2 separate regions of the Homo sapiens genome follow, and region 2 is linked to region 1. Evidence: read pairs that join two places in POLR2A ChIA-PET (ENCODE). Cell type or tissue: MCF 10A. All regions are shown on one strand.

Region 1 (2,500 bases):
CAGGCTTCCATGGATGGCATTGTTCTGTGCAGATGTATTTGAAATGAGTTTCATCCATGTGTACTTGGATGTGAAAAGGATGTTTGGAAACAAATACCATTTCCCAGTCCTTCACACTGAAGACTGGTTTATATCCTCGCTACCAGAATCGGGGTGGGACTTTCTGTCTGCCTTGGATCACCCTTGGTCTGTTTTGGACGGGACCTCAGATGCTAACTGTATGCTGGGGATCCCCGCTGTCTCTAGGGGAGGGGGTGGGGGTGGGGAGGTCACTTCTGGCAAACAAGCGTCATCAGAATGCTTGATCGTTGGATAATGTTGGGCTCCTCTCTTTTTCCTTCCTGGCACTCTTTAATTACTGGGGAGAGGGTGGGTGCCTTCTTCAGAAGTGTGAGGTGAATGTATAAGCCAAGAATGAGTCAGTAGATTCTTCAGCAGCTCTGCCCTGCGCTGATCCTCTAGAGTTGGAAAGGGCTGCTGTTGTGCCACTGGGTCAGTGCCAAAAGCAGAGTTCACCATGATTGGCACATGCTGGTGAGCAAGAAGCTCTTGGAAGTGGTCGTGAGTGCAGCCAGTTCCCCCCAACCCAGGAAGGGCACAGTGAGGATGGCTGGTTGCGGGATAAGGAGAAGAGACCCCTAGGCAGTTTGCATTGGCCTGTGCTGTCCGGGTGTGGTCCTGGTGTCCGTCCACATGTTGATGGCGTGTCGGGCTGGGGGCTTTCTGCAGCCTTCCCTGTTCCACTGTCTCTCCTGTTGTGAATGCCGGTGGATGGAACAGGCAGCGCAGTGTTCTGCGCTTGCATTCTGGCATAGGTGGGGGACATGAGCCTCCTGTGTCTTGCTTTTGCTGGTTTTATCTTAGGGAGTTTTAAGTGTTTGTGGATACTTAAGAACTTTGTACATGCACTGTTTGAAACATTTACGTAAAGTGCAGAGCTATATGAGATTAGGTAGTTAAGCAAAAGCTTCTCTGAACCAATGTGCTTGTCTTTGAACAGAATTTTTAGGAAGCCTCCCTCCATTTCCATGCTGAGGCTCCTTGTGGACTGGGCATTTCCGTGAGGTGGGATGTAACATAGTGTGCGAACGCCGAGAGCCAGGTTCTTGTCTTCATGCTTGTCGTTTATTCTTTTTGATTGTGTTAATGGCTCCGAGTACGTCAAAACATCTCATGACCAAGTAGTTAGTTACGCATTTGATGTTTTGGTGGCATGGGCTGCGTAAGGCGGGAGAGCAGCTCCGGGAGAAGTAGAGCCCCCTTCATTCTTGGCTTTAATTGAGCCAAGATGAGTGGACCGTATAATCCATTTCTGGATTCTCGTAAGAGAACGTCTTGTGTTGGGGTGAACTCATCAGCTTTTCGGGTTGAGAGGAGTTTTAGTGTCTGTGGCCGAGGCACTTTCCTCTCATGGTGTGTGCAGATGCACACGCCAGGCCTGTGAGTGGTGGGTTGGGCTGAGGGCGCGGGCCTGGAGCTTCTGAGCCCCAGAGCCGCTGACGTAGACAGCTTTGGCAGCAGCATCCTGAGAAATGGCAGGGGGCCAGAGAACACAGAGACAGGGCCAAGAATAGCTGAAAAATACCAAATGCTGAAGTTGGAGAATGCACTGGCCCCGCGTCCCAGTGTCCTCCCAGCTGCTGTGTACTGTGGCCCTGTGAGCCTCAGTGTCCCTTCTTCATGTCTGCCAGTGCGTCCAGGGCACACCCTGGGCCTCTTGACACCCCCACCCACACAGGCACACATTGCCCCTTAGAGGACAGGATTGGTGCAACCCCCCATGCCCCCGGCAGCGTGCTGGGCCTGTGCATAGGTCAAGGTCTGTTGAGAGTGTGAGAAATATTTTCTGTTAGAGACACGAATATGTTTCAGCCGCAACAGGCTGCGTTTCAGCCGGAAGAGTGAAAGGGCACCTTGAAAACGCAAGTTTATGAATATGTTTCTGTACTTTCAGACCATCATCAAAGAGGGGATGCTGACCAAACAGAACAATTCATTCCAGCGATCAAAAAGGAGATACTTTAAGCTTCGAGGGCGAACGCTTTACTATGCCAAAACGGCAAAGGTGAGGCCCCATGCAGGAAAGCACACGCGAGGACATCACAGGAGCCGTCCCAGGGGAGGAACTGGGGGTGCTGAGTCCTTGTGTGGGAAAAGCTTCAATTCTCAGATCTGTTATTGCCAGTGAGTTTTGTAACACTCCACGCTGTCAGGTTTTACTTGTCTCAAGGCATGTTTTATTTCTTATCAAAATTAATTTCTGTTCATTTTCCTTTTCTTTAATGTCATCGGTAATGGGGAAAAGGAAAAAAGGGTCACAGAGACAGCCGCGTTACAGCTGGATATCTCTCTCTCAGAAAGGCGGAGGGAATCACGGGGCTATGAATTTCATCTTCTTATTATTAAATAATTTTTATTCTTTAAGTATATTGAAGTTCTTTTTTTTTTTTTTTTTTTTTTTGAGAGGGAGTCTTGCTTTGTCGTCCAGGCTGGAGTGCAG
Region 2 (2,500 bases), 110 kb before region 1:
GGACCGCAGGGTTAAGCTTTGGGAAGTATTTGGAGGTGAGAGCCTGCTGCATGTTCTCAGACTGAAAACTTGAGATGATGCACCCTTGCACTGCAGAAAGAAGCTGTGTTGCTGGCATCTGGTTGACCTTGCTTTCAGGCACTGTGAATTGTTCATTTTCTCAAAACATACATTTTATGTAAGGGATCGTTTGACCAAAGCATCATACATCTCAGTTATTCTTTACTTCCGAGTGGATGTTTGCTCTCATTTTCTAAGTAGTGATCAGAAAATACTGTTAAGTTATGGATATGTTTATGTTAGTAAGGTTTCTGTAGTTTTTCTCAAGTATATACCAATCAGAGCATCTTGCAAAATAGTACCGTTTTTATGAGGAAAATAAGTCTTATGATCATGGATTCTACAATTAAACTATACATTAAGCTGTGGTTGATGCATTTAATGACAATTGCAATAGCCTAGGGAAAAAATGACTGGAGTCATGTCTAAGCTTGAGGAAACAGAGGCGTACTACCTAGAAAAGATGTATTTAACAGTGTATCAGACGAGGGCCCTTAGATCAAGACTCAGTCTCTTTGGACTTTTAGGATGCTCAGAGATGGATGGCATTAAAACAGAAAATGGAAGTTAATGAAACCATCTCTTAGAAGTCTGAAGCCGGGCATTTCCCAGTTTTGACGTTTTCGAGATTCAGTTAAATATGCGTGTATTTTTACTAAAGTAAGGCCGAAGAATAAGGCTTAAGGTTTTTAACGGGAACCACTTTGCCAAGTGTCTGTAGCTGCGACACACACATTATCCCTGTCGAGCAATAAATAGCTCCAAAGTGATTTTGTCTGTTAATTCCCCTGATCATCACAACAGCCCTGTGTGGTTAGAATGGTAGAGATTGCGCCATTTCACAGATAAAGGGAATAAAACTCAGATACTACGTGATTTACATGGCTAGTGAATGATTTCTGTGGTGAGGGAGTGGTGGAACTAGGACTAATGCAGGCCAGAAGACCTGAAATTCCATGCTCTTACTGTAGCCTTCTCTAGCAACTGAAAAATCTTAGGGGTACTGCTTTTAAGGTTTATCAGAGCAGGAGCAACTTATTAGAATAGGTTATTAGTAAAGCACCCCTCCTATCTGCCCCGGCCTTTGATTTTCAGGAAAGGGACTCAGCAGTTAGAGCCCATTGAAGCATACTAAAATTTACTATTTTGCCCAGAAACATTTAGCTTATGAATGATAATGGCTGAAGCAATTAGAAAACAATAATAAAAACAAATCATAAGAAATTTTCACTTTGTGAGGCTGGGGCAAGAGGATTGCTTGAGGCCAGGAGTTCAAGACCAGCCTGGGCAACAAAATGAGACCCTGCCTCTACAAAAAAAATATTAAAAAGTAGCTGGGTGTGTTGGCATGCACTTGCAGTCCCAGCTTCCTGGGAAGCTGAAGTGGGAAGATCAATTGAGCCCAGGAGTGAGAGGCTGCTGTGAGCTCTGATCGCATCACTGCACTCCAGCATGGGCAGCAGAGCAAGACCCTGTGTCTTTTAAAAAAGGAAATTTTAGGGAATTTGATTTGCAAAATCAAAGTAAACAGTCTGTTTTGAGTATGCCATTGAGATTTAAATAAAAATAACACTAGAAATATTTTCGTTTTACTCCTTGGTCAGTAAAAACACCTATAAGAAAATTAGAGGTACCAACCTTTAATTCTAGTAACCTTTTTGCGGCTGAAAAGAAACGAACATCAGTTGAAGTTAATACTGACATAATCTGTGCCAGCACATAATTTGTGTTAATAAAATCAAGTTTCTACCTAATCTACAGAAATAGCAGAATGTGTGGCGGCATTTCTTACAGTTTTGTGTAGGGCCTTTCTTCTACAAACAGCTGTTTCAGTCTACAAGATTTTTCGTCTTGGCAAATATTTATTTACTGAATCTTGGAAGAGGCCAAGTTCAAGAGACCTTTTCTGAAATAGTTTGGGGGTCCTGTTTTTTCATCCTTTTAGATTATCAGAAGAATCACACTTTCTACCCAGTGGGAACATCTGTTTTTGCTCATTTTCTCCAAAGCAGAAGTTCCACTGGGAATTATACAAATGCTGTTGACATAGCACCCCCCGCCCCCAACCCCGTATCTTGTAGATAATTAAGAGTTTTAATACGGTCTTTGTTCTTTTGAGATCAATCTCTCATATTGAATAGCATTAATTTTTTGGTCACTTCCTACATTTCGGCACTGTGTTAAGTGCCAAGCAAATAGACCAGTATTTTAAGCATAAGCCAAAGAGATATTTCTTAGAATTTGCAGTAATATTTTTATCTGTGAAGATTTCATCTAAAGGAAAATCTTAGCGAATATTAGCCTTTTTCAACCCTTTTGAAAATCTTAAGAAAGCTAGGATCCAGAAAAAGCCATTAAATATGCTGTATTTTGCAAGTGAGTTCAGAGGAGAGGTTCATCAACCAGGTTAACAGTCTGTGGCCTGAATGTACATGACAGC

Evidence for each region. ChIA-PET counts read pairs that join two places held together with the same protein. Peaks named below come from ENCODE experiments on the same cell type or tissue, not always from the same donor. Only the 100,000 strongest peaks of a DNase experiment are listed, where the experiment ranks them.
Region 2: POLR2A ChIA-PET joins it to region 1 with 5 read pairs; 6 of 35 experiments call an interaction of 5 or more read pairs at or near these places.

Annotation. Positions count from the first base shown.
Region 1 is chr2:233,386,303-233,388,802 of GRCh38, forward strand. It overlaps DGKD (diacylglycerol kinase delta), which reads left to right. Exons shown (of 30, transcript NM_152879.3): 2 at 1,955-2,065. Among named protein-coding and RNA genes, the nearest start is that of DGKD, 33 kb to the left of the region's middle. In MCF 10A, no CTCF peak of the experiment used is centred here; DNase peaks (open chromatin) are centred at 439 and 1,529.
Region 2 is chr2:233,277,639-233,280,138 of GRCh38, forward strand. ATG16L1 (autophagy related 16 like 1) reads left to right here. Exons shown (of 18, transcript NM_030803.7): 10 at 1-35. Among named protein-coding and RNA genes, the nearest start is that of ATG16L1, 27 kb to the left of the region's middle. In MCF 10A, no CTCF peak of the experiment used is centred here; no DNase peak of the experiment used is centred here.